2 separate regions of the Homo sapiens genome follow, and region 1 is linked to region 2. Evidence: chromatin contacts called from ENCODE Hi-C data. All regions are on one chromosome and are shown on one strand. The core of a region is the stretch at or near the end of the contact, and the rest is flanking DNA. Distances in the headings are between cores, read along the strand shown.

What was found. Hi-C counts contacts between places; a loop is a spot of excess contacts on that map. Pooled maps may share reads with other maps.
Region 1: a pooled map of left cardiac atrium shows a loop between it and region 2 (3-fold over the local background). The contact joins the enhancer-like site here to the promoter of PITX2 in region 2. A Hi-C loop is called at or near these places in 3 of 50 pooled maps.

What each region holds. Positions count from the first base shown.
Region 1 is chr4:111,396,604-111,402,204 of GRCh38, reverse strand. No RefSeq gene overlaps it. Among named protein-coding and RNA genes, the nearest start is that of MIR297, 540 kb to the right of the region's middle. Within about 2 kb of position 1,289, at least 3 of the 41 ENCODE cell types and tissues checked have a DNase peak (open chromatin) inside an H3K27ac peak, as active enhancers do.
Region 2 is chr4:110,621,823-110,627,893 of GRCh38, reverse strand. It overlaps PITX2 (paired like homeodomain 2), which reads left to right and starts at 4,817. Exons shown (of 3, transcript NM_000325.6): 1 at 4,817-5,638. The coding sequence starts at 5,434. RefSeq lists enhancers at 444-943, 944-1,445 and a silencer at 4,757-4,846.

The DNA.
Region 1 (5,601 bases), core at 40-2,539, 780 kb before region 2:
ATGTGTTAATCTACTATGTTATCAGCAAGGCTTCTTGTCCACACTAGGCTATTAGTAGTTAAGTTTTGAGGGAGTCCAAAGTTGTACACAGATTTTTTTTTACTGCAAAAACAGTAAAAAATGTGGGGTTTAGGCACCCCTAAACCCCATATTGTTCAAGAGTCAGCTGTACTGTTACTGGCAACTTAACTTATCCCTACATTTATTTCCTACGGCTCAGCAGCAAAGGAAATAGGAAAATAGATCAGTTACATAAAATAAAGTTATTTCCCATCTGTGTAGCAAAGTATAAATATGTAACCCTGATGCAGATATGTATATCTCTCAGTTGTCCGTGTTTGTGTGGATGTGAAACAAATATAACTCACTATTTTCAATTTATAAAATATCACAATTTTTCCATGCTAATAGCTTTATGTCTGTATAATAATATATTAAATGTACCATAACTTATTTAATCAGTCCTCTTTTATTATGCATTTCTATTGTTTACTTTTTTTATAAATGTGCACATTCTAAAATTAGCATTTTTCAAAAGCAAAATGAGGTGGTCTTTTTCACAATATGAAAGGATTAGATGCCTAAAATCTCCTTATTTGAAATAATGATTAATTTTTAGCACTGTGGTATAAATACAGATTGTCATAGTAGGACCCCATATTTATATTGACCTTCAACTGCTTGCTCAGGAATGCCTGGAATAAAACACCCTCTCAGAACGTTAGAAAGTAGTATCATTGGACAGGGCCTAGCACAGACATAGATAACATTCTACTTCACCATAATAGCAGAAATACTGTCACATTAAAGATGTATTTTAGCAATAAAGAGGATGGGTAATTGAAAATAAGATGCAGGTAATTACCAGAAAAATAAAAGAGTAGTATGTGTAAAGATGAAAGTGGAGGATTTGCTATTGGTGCCTTTATAGGATAATTTTTAGATCATACTTCCAATAGCTAAAATAATGGGGAAATAAATGATTCAGGGAAAACTTGTTTATATACACATAATTTCTGTGCTTCAGTTTGAAAGAGGAGATGCCTTTTGTCCAAGTTTATTTTTGTCATTTTCTTCTATTACATTGCGTATCAACTGTCCTAATTTACCCCAGAGATAGTCAGTGCTCACACGGGAAGCATTGCTTTGATTCATGCACTTTAATTCTCATTAAAGCAAGTGTAAGTTTGGTTATGGCACGTTGCTTTGAAAGCAGTTGGGATGGTGAGGGACAATGAGAGAGTGTGTAAAAGAAACAACTGGTTCATATTCTGGGAACACTGCCAGCATTTGATTCAAAACCAGAACAAGTGCTGGCTGTCAGCTGAATCTGTGCTTAAAATAAAAGAAGGCCCATAAGAGCCTAGATTAACAGAAAGAAGGAACAATCTAATGCCGAAATCTTAGTACAAGTAGCTGAAGGTGGTGGGTGCTATCCCTACATTTTTTGTGGCTTTAAATTTGATTGCAGATGATTTAGCTGATAAAATAGGATATAAGATTCTCACATCCCAAGTGTCTTATGAAATATTTAATTAATGGTATTTATGGAAACTGTGAATTTATGAAAACCAAAAAAGATCACAAAGACAATTATAATAAAATATATAAAGCAAGTTCAGAAATGGGTGCCAAGCCATGTTTCATGTTACCTTACGGCATATGAAATTGATGAATTATAGGTGGCCATTAAAAACATATTTAAATTTTCCCATAACTTCATTAATTCTGATGTTTGAAATTTAAGACATGAGCTGAGCTCAAGTTCCTGTATATACTCTTCAGTAAAAAATCAGTTTGTCACACCAATTAGCTTTACTATAAACCTGTAAAGGGAATAATTAATTCATACACGATAAAAAATTATTTTAAATATTTTACATAGCAGATATATAAAAATTGAGATAATTACAAATAATTATATGGATACATGAAAACAGGCATAGGAGAATACCTGCTTGACCATAGCTTGCTAGATCCTTTTGGGTTGTTAGGTATACATATTTGGAAATAGTAGTTATGCATTTCTTTACAAATATTATATAATGTTCCTTTATTCAGGTGGTCTCCCTCACCTAATTCCAGCTAGTGAAGTTTTACTATGTCAGCTATTCTGCATTATTTGATTTCACAGGCCTTCAAAGGTACAGTGAGGAGAAATCACCTTGAGCCCTTTATTACCAAAGAAAGTAATGAGAAGAGTCAACCCTTCTTATTCTTTAGGGACATATTAGATGATTCATATATTCAATGATTCAAACTAGCTTGTGGGTGGGTGGGAAATCCCACACAATTCAGCCATCACAAAGTTGACCAAAATGCAGAATTGCTTTGTACTGTTCTGCTTTAAATAAATACAGATAATTAAATAAACCTTTGCAGCAGTAGAATAAAGCATAAATCCTAACTTTACCCAGCCAAAGGCTGTCTTGGCCACCAGCCAGAAGCCAGAGGGCCAGAGCTAATTTGCATAAAATTGAACAGATTGCTGCAGCTGCCGTCCTTATTAATACCAAGACGTAATCATAATCAGGAGACATTCCATCCGCAGCAGAGCCACCTCCTGTGCAGTGCCACCCATTGCTTTGTGGGACCTATAGTCACTGATATGTGATCTCACTTTAAAGGAAAAAACTATTTATAAAAAAGACAAAAAACAATTTTTTTTCAATTGTTTAAAAAAAAAAACAACAAAAACTCTAGCCCATTCGCTGAGCAGACTCACCAAATGGTTTTTCCTTTAACTTAATACAAAACATTAAGTTAAAGATATTTCTGTACTTCATCTCTACTTGGGTAAAATCGGTGTGTGGAAATAAGTAAAACCATGTATTTCAAATTTTCTTCAAAGAAATTATGATGAACTTCTTGCAACTTAATTTTTGACACGTCTGCAAAGTATTATTTATGATACAGTGACTGCTACCAGTTGCTGATGATGTCACACTTGGCTTTTTACATTCTGTCACCCTGATTTCAACTCCAGGAAACTCTACACAGCAGTGAAATGCAGAAAGATGTCAAAAAGCATGTGCTATGACTTATCACGCCCAAAACATGCTGAGAACACAGACACTATGTAATGCCTGATAGAGTGCTTTTGCATCAGGATATCAACAGCTCTCTCTTTGTCAGTAGTACTAAATGAATTGGAAGATTGCTGTTCTACAGTTTCTCAGTCAGAAGGGCTGTCAGCAGCTTCACGAAGGCCATCTGGGGAAAACAAACTCTTGGCCCGTATAAAGATGATGTAACATACAAGGAGCACTGGCAAAGACGGAGTGGATTATATTAAAAACCTATCATATTTGTTAGCTAACTGCGGATGACAGCATTGGAGTGTACAATAAAAAGCTTTTATGGTGCTCTGAAAATCCTGAGTTTGCTGCACAGGAATACATATTGAGCTCATCTACTGGTCTGGGACACAGTAGAATTAAAGTGTTGTTCTTCTCTGATCATTACTTCGAATTTATATATATATATATACATTTAAAACCCTAAATGCCCATTTAGCACCCAATTTTGCAGGTAAGGTTTAAGATTGGGTCTACACCCATTTCCCTATCCCTATTATTTTAGTATGATTGACTGCGTGTAGAATTATATATTCATCACCACAGAATTCCCAGTGTGCAGAGAGCTATATCTATATGCTAATCCCTAAACCAAGGATTAGGGATTTCTTTTTTTTTCAGTCATGCTCAGATAAATGATTAAAATATAATATACAATCCATATCCTATTAGACAGAAATAAAATATATAATTTTTTTCTTTTTCCACTCAACGTCATTCATTTCTATGTCCTCTATCATCTATGAATAATTCTTAACCCTACATCTACCATTTAAATTTTACTTTTTACATTTCATATGCTTGTTTTTATTTTAGTGTTGGAATTTCTATATGAATGTCATGGAAACATATCAAATGTAGAATGATTTCTTGAAACTCTACCTTGAGTTCAAATGATATCTCTATGTTCTAAGTTTTTTCCTTAATTTCTACATTTAAGCCTGTCTAAAATTCTATGGTCCTTGCTCTGGCATTTAAATGGTGCAAATCCTATGTCTCCACTTATGTTTATTTTCAGGAAACTTGCTCACTTCTCTTTGATGCCTTTCTAACTTGATTATACCTGTCTCTGGCTGTGTCTTCTTCTCAAACCCACTGCTGAGCTTTACCTTGAAAACTTTTAAACAACTATAAGCTGTCCTTGTACTTCTGGCTTTCCTCTTCCCAGTTGCCTGGGGTAGAACAATACATTATAGTTTTAGCTTAGACCCTAAGGCTTCTCAACCCATCACTAGTCCTCTGGTTCCTGAAGGGAAGCCCCTCAGGATACCTAAGAGAAAGAATCTGTGAAAGAATGAAGATCAAGCATTAATTCACGGTGCTACTATTGGAAGTTCTGTTCTGATAACAAAAAAAAGTGTTAAAAGGCTCTCGAAGCCATTTGTCAATGTGTCTTCATTCACTTATTTGGGTCTGATTTTTGTTTTTGTTGTTCATTTTATGTTCTAATTCTCTCTTTGGAACTACCTGTGGTTGACATGATGAGACAAGCCTGGGAATGATTACCATTCAGGACAGGTTTCCACTTTGAGACATTTTAAGTGTAAATCCAAATAAAGGCATAGTCATGTAAGCAGATTAGGCCTACCATTAATGCAGGCAAAAAGAATCCCATTGGTTCAGACATGTCATATGGTAGGTTTCCACATAAGGGTTTAAACCTAATCTGATCCAGTGACAAGTAACAACCGTAGCTGGCCTTGTTTTTATGCATGTATCTCCATCAGAAAATTCAAAGGTGTGATGGAAATTATGCCAAACAGTCTACATGGATTAAAGAATTTGGCAATTCTCATACTAGCAATAGTTATCAGAGCTAGATAGTCTCTTGATCAGTGCAAAATCAAGATGGTGTTTTGATTAGGTCTCCCCTGAAACACCATCTCCTCTTCTCCACATCAGCCAAACTAACAAACTTATGAGAATGAGTTCCATTACCCCAGATAACCTTGTAGTCATTCTCACCTTCTATTCTTTCTAGTTGTATAGATTCCCTTTCTGAAATTTGATTATTACCCAATTTTCTTTTATCTAGATTATTGCAGTAGACTCCTAAGTATTCTTCTAGCCTTCTGTTTTTTTTCTTTTTTTTGGTTTTATTTATTTATTTATTTTTTATTATTATACTTTAAGTTTTAGGGTATATGTGCACATTGTGCAGGTTAGTTACATATGTATACATGTGCCATGCTGGTGTGCTGCACCCACTAACTCGTCATCTAGCATTAGGTATATCTCCCAATGCTATCCCTCCCCCCTCCCCCCACCCCACAACAGTCCCCAGAGTGTGATGTTCCCCTTCCTGTGTCCATGTGATCTCATTGTTCAATTCCCACCTATGAGTGAGAATATGCGGTGTTTGGTTTTTTGTTCTTGCAATAGTTTACTGAGAATGATGATTTCCAATTTCATCCATGTCCCTACAAAGGACATGAACTCATCATTTTTTATGGCTGCATAGTATTCCATGGTGTATATGTGCCACATTTTCTTAATCCAGTCTATCATTGTTGGACATTTGGGT
Region 2 (6,071 bases), core at 3,568-6,067:
AGATTATAGGTGGGTATTTTTGGATTTAGGTGATTTATGGTCACCATGACAACTAATGCTGAATGTTAGCTACCAGCATGTCTGGGAGAGAGAAAACAGAAAGAAGGGAGAGCAAAAGAAATAGAAAAGGGAGATGGACATAAGCTGGAGAGGGAAGAAAAGAGAAAAAGAGGAAGACAGATGAGTGTTTAATCCAACTGTTGTTTAAAAAAGTGGCGGGGGGGTGGGACTTCATTTAGCCCCTTGCCACTTCCTTCTTTCCTGACCTGGATATCTATGCTCAATTTCATATTCCACCCTTCCTTCCCCTTCTCCAAACACATGTGCTATACCATTCTCCTTATTTTACTTAGTTCGGCAAGTAGTTGCTTTCTGGAGACTCAGTGACACCTAGGAAAACTGTGGCAGTAACATGCAAATGTGAGGAAGCATTAACAGCATGTTCGTTGAGTGATTTTAGCAAATGCCCCCTCCTCTAATCTCTTTCTCTTCTCTTCCCCAGGCCACTGTGAGGTGGTAACTCCCACTGCCATCTGAACACTGTTCCCCCAGGTAGTTACCCCAAATCTCAAATGGTTGAGCAGCTAGAGCTGTGGGTTGGAAAAATGGGTACCATTTGCAGGGACCCAGAGAGGGTGGCTGTTGCTCAATATATCTACAGACTTCCAATTCAGAAAATAATCTTCCCCTTTTGACAAGCCAGAGCTTTTTAAATTCCATTTAGGAAATGGGGAAAAGGACAGCTACAGTGAAGCTTTTAATTTCTGGGTTATTTGGTTCCATAGCTATGAGGGGTGGTGGGTAGTGGACTGTTTTCAGCTTGGTTTGTATGCAGAGAAAAGCCAGATATTGGAGGGGGTGGGGCACTTCTCGGGCAGGATGCAAGGTCTCCATCTGACCTCTGCGCCTTACCAGGAGCTCACACACTCACGCCCATCACGTGGCTCCAAGCTGAGTCCAGGCGGGCCTCGTCCTTGAGCTAGCTTGGGCAGGGCAGGACTCCCACCCGTCTAAGGCCTAACAGCTCAGGGAGATGTCTAATTAAGCCATCTTCTGGGTGAACTCTGAAGACAGACTCTTTCCAAAAGTCAGAGATCACTTGGTTGAGTCCCAGGCCAGATTGATACGGAGAGTTTGGCGGCACAGCCCAACCGCTCACTGCCATGGCCAGAGGGACTTTGCACAACTAACACTGAAGAGTGTGAAATTAAATAAGACTTTAAGACTGGTAATCGGTGGCAAATACCAGCACAAAACACGGCTGACCCCATGTCACACATTTCCCTCCTCTAGGGTCTTTCTTTGAAAGAATAAGCAAGAAACCCCAATCGAGACAACCCCTGATGTCTCCCAGACTCAAAACCTCACGCCGGCACTGGGCTTTCCTTCTTTGCCCCACGTGAGCCATGCAGCACCTCTAGTTTCCCTACCAGGATCCCACCAATGTTCTCCGTATTGGAAATTTCTGTGTTAGAGGCTGAACTCATAGTAATTTCTAAAACCAATTAAGAAGAACTTAGCCAGAGGTCACAGTAATGCTGGAATCACAAAATGCATAAGATTTATTTTCTTCTGGCCCCTTTCTCATCCATGCTGCCTATGCCTGTGCACCCACAAGTCTTATGTACATTAAATCTCCAAAATCAACCACCACCATGCCACAGAGTTTTCACTGGACAGTGTTTCTTAGTTCCCACCACATACCTCCTTTTCCCCATGCAGACTTATCATGTTGGTGTCCTGCCACACAGGGGGCCTGAGAAGAATGTCACCCAATCGCCGCTGCTGTGAGTGTGTAAAGTGATTAGGAGATTAGGAGAATGTTGAAACTCCTGCTGGAAAAATGCAAAGAAAATCCTCACTTTGAGTCAGTTGTTTACAGAGCCAGTGTGTGTGTGCGTGTGTGTGTCTGTAATATAAAATGGATGTGAATATATATATACAAATAGATATGGTTTTGCTTTTACTTTAATCTGAATTATCTAGATAATTGTCTTTATTCACCACTTGACTTCAATGGGTCCACACAAATTAGGACACCTTATCTTTTTAGGCATCTAGGCTGCTGCTGATCCCCAGTGCTTCCAACATCTCGCACACGTTGGCACTATGAGGAGCAGTCACGTGCCCTTGGGTTTTTCAACCACTTTGGAGGCTGATTGAGGTCCTTCATACATGTATATTTGTCGTGATGAAAGTTCCATCGGTAGAGTGGAGCCACCAGAGCTTTTATCAAAATTCTGTGGGTTTATGAGAGATGGGTTTAGAAATCTATATGGCTCTGTGGGGCTTCTCGGCTTTCTAAAATAAGGCATTAACACCCAAGCTTCCAAAAATATTTGCAGCTCTGGGGTTTGAATCTTGAAAAACAAGGAGTGAGGGGCTGTGTATACTAACTACAGTGGAGATTTTTTTCATTCTTTAATGTGATGGAGTCCCTTCATGAAATGAAGCTTTAAGGGGCATGGTATTGTGGGGACCACAGCTATTCTGAGGTTTAAAAGAAGAAACTGGAATATGATTAGTAAACACATTCAGCAGAAAAGAGCTGGATTCTTATTGACTTAGTTATAGGTCATCGGCTGGCAGTGCAATGGGAGGAAATATTTACTTTACACATATACTTTATGATCTTGGGGGAATTAGAGGAAATTCAATAAGAAAACGGCTAGAAACATTTAAAACCCTTATTTAAAAGACTTAAGCAAATTAGAGTCTTATCAGATTAAAAACCACTACAAATGTAAGAGCATTGTCTTCAGTGAAACGCTGTGGGGTCTGAGAAGGAGATTCTCCGCCAAATCTCCGGGATAAAATGCGTCATTTAAGCACCAGATAATGAGCAGAATGTAAATTAATTTAACCTTCTTTACCAACAGGCTGCTAGTGTAATGTGTATAATTTAGTGATAAGATTGCAGGACCTAATATAGCTGGATGTATGAGCCTCAGCTAATGCAGACCTGTCACATGAGGATGTGTTTTACTCTGAGCAGGTGTCTGTATGTGTGGAATGGGGTAAAGTGGAATAAAAGGTTAAAAGCAGAAATGCTGATTTAAAGCTTACTATGAAGAAATTCCTCCCTTGCAGCTAAATTATTCTTAAAGTGGGATGATACTGGTGAAGAAAGACTGAAAAACAATTCTCATGTGCGTCTTTGGACTGCAAGTTTAAAATGGGGAGGAGTTGCAGATAGGGTTTGGGGGTGGTCAGGGCAAAGGAGAGACACATAAGTTGCAAATATATTTGTAGTCTGCTTCATCCACTTTGTTCCACATCGAATAAGTTTCCCAATCTTGTGAACAAGGACAAGGAGGGAGTGTTTTAAAGATACTTCATGCTGGCATTGCAAATCATTGACTGTAATGTCAAACAAATACACATTCAGAGATGATAACACTAACTCCATAGTAAAACAATCGCCCATGCAGAAACCCAGAGGAGATTAGTTTGTCCTCTCCAGCTGACCTATGCTGGGGGACAAAAGGACTTTCAAAAATTATTTTGAATATGTTTGGATTTCTTTCTTTAATTTCTTTGGAAATTAAATTTGCTTGGAAACAGTGCTATAAAGAGTTGATGTCTCCAAAGGTGATTTTTTTTGTTTTATATAAATAAGGTTTTGCTTTTGCTAGTTGAGCGCAGTTCTAGGCTTTTCGCCCTTAGCTCACACACACCCCTTCTGCCTGCTTGGACTTTAATGGCTCAAGACAGCCTTGAGCTCACTGGGAAAAGAAAATGACTGTTAAAAATTATCCTTGAAATTGGTTATTTGGCAACATTCTTAATTGTATGGAAATTCATTAAGGCATATTTCATATATAATTAGCTCAAGGTTGTTGATTCTACAGGCTTTATGGATTTAAATCTGATTGATAATAAAGTAAACAAGAGAGTCGAATTTAAAGCGTGGCTCTCTCGGGTTAGGACGAGCTTAATACAGTGTACAAGGAATTTGAAAGATCTAGGATATGTGTCTTAATCAACGTTAAGTAGAATGGATAAGCTTTCAGCATTTTGAAAACGCTGGGTTAGGGTTTCTCTTCTATTGTGTGTTTTCTGTCTGGGGACTAATAAGCATCACAGAGAACGTGATCTGAGGCGACTTTTTATTCTTGTATAAATCCAGAGTGAACCACCAAACAGTTGTTCGTTTAAAGTCAAGGTAATTTTCTTTTGACGGGTCCATTTGCTTCTCGATTTCTAATTTATTAGCCTGCCTTTTCAGGGCTCTGTCTTCTTTGCAATTAAAGCTTCTTCAGATTAGCGCAGCATTCACTTGACAGGCTGTTTGGAAAATTTAAGATCGGAGAGGTGATTTGTTGCTGTTTTTCAAATTTTCTAGTTTTAAGTAACGTGTCTCCTTTTTATATGGGGTGGGGGATTGGAAATGGATGTAGTGAGACACAAAGAGTGGGTGTCTTGTTGATCCTTGTACCTTTCTCTTCTTGACCATTCCACTCTCTTCTCCCAAGCCTTCGACTCCTAGCCTCATCTCTTCACCTTTGGGTTCGTACTAAAAGCCGGATCGCCTTGGGCTGGGCAGGAGCTGAATTCCCGGGAGCTTGCCTGTGTAGACCCAGTGCGCACGGCGAGGCAGTAGCCCGGCCCCGCACTGCTGATAGGTGCAGGCAGGACAGTCCCTCCACCGCGGCTCGGGGCGTCCTGATTGGTGCGGAGCCACGTCAGTCGCACCCGGAGAAGGGTCTGGGAGGAGGCGGAGGCGGAGAGGGCTGGGGAGGGCCGCGGCGGAGTGACGTCTCGGCACCAGGAAGCCCGCCTCTGGTTTTAAGATGTTAGGCCAACAGGGAAGCGCGGAGCCGCAGATCTGGTCCGTCGCTCGCCTGGGTGCCTGGAGCTGAGCTGCGGCAAGGCCCGGCTCCTGTTCGACCGCCCGAGGGGTGTGCGTGTGCGCGTTGCGGAGGGTGCGCTCAGAGGGCCGCGTCGTGGCTGCAGCGGCTGCTGCCGCCGCAGGGGATCTAATATCACCTACCTGTCCCTGTCACTCTTGACACTTCTCTGTCAGGGCTGCCGCGTGGGGGGGGGGCGGGCAGAGCGCGGTCGGCGTTAGCTTTCCTTATTGGAGGGGTTCTTGGGGGAGGGAGGGAGAGAAGAAGGGGGTCTTTGCCCACTCTTGTTTCGCTTTGGAGCTTGGAAGCCTGCTCCCTAAAGACGCTCTGAGTGGTGCCCTTCTGCCCACATCCCATGTCTTCGTTTGCCCGCTGACTTTCCGTCTCCGGACTTTTTCGCTTGAGCCTTCCGGAGGAGACGGGGGCAGCTTGGCTTGAGAACTCGGCGGGGGTTGCGTCCCCTGGCTCTCCCCGCAGCGGGGAAACTCCGCGCCTAGAGCGCGACCCGGAGCGGGCAGCGGCGGCTACGGGGGCTCGGCGGGGCAGTAGCCAAGGACTAGTAGAGCGTCGCGCTCCCTCGTCCATGAACTGCATGAAAGGCCCGCTTCACTTGGAGCACCGAGCAGCGGGGACCAAGCTGTCGGCCGTCTCCTCATCTTCCTGTCACCATCCCCAGCCGTTAGCCATGGCTTCGGTTCTGGCTCCCGGTCAGCCCCGGTCGCTGGACTCCTCCAAGCACAGGCTGGAGGTGCACACCATCTCCGACACCTCCAGCCCGGAGGCCGCAGGTAAGGCGCCGCGCCGCCCTGCAGACATTCCCGCTCAGCTGCTCTGCGCCACCCGCTCCCTCTCGCCCCAAGGAAGTCAGCCCCTCCGGGGGGAGGCGTGGTGGGAGTGGTCGTTCGCCTGGCTCCCCGCAGAACTTCCGGGAGCCGGAATTTTGACTACCCCGCATCCCTTTAGTTCTCCCTCGACCGGCCCGGCTCCTGGGGCGCTAAGGGCGCGAGCAATTCTGCCGCCCTCTCTATTCGTACCCTGGCCTCCCTTCTGTTTCCTGGGTCACAAAAATCCCAGCATCTTGATTCGAGGACCTTCAGAGGCCGCCGACCTCTGTCCCTGTTTTCCTCTCGGCTTTCAGCTCCCGAGGAGCTCCACTCGTTAGGAAATTGCCTGAAACCACTCAGAAATGCCCTTCGCGAAGAGGCATTTTTTTTTTTTTTT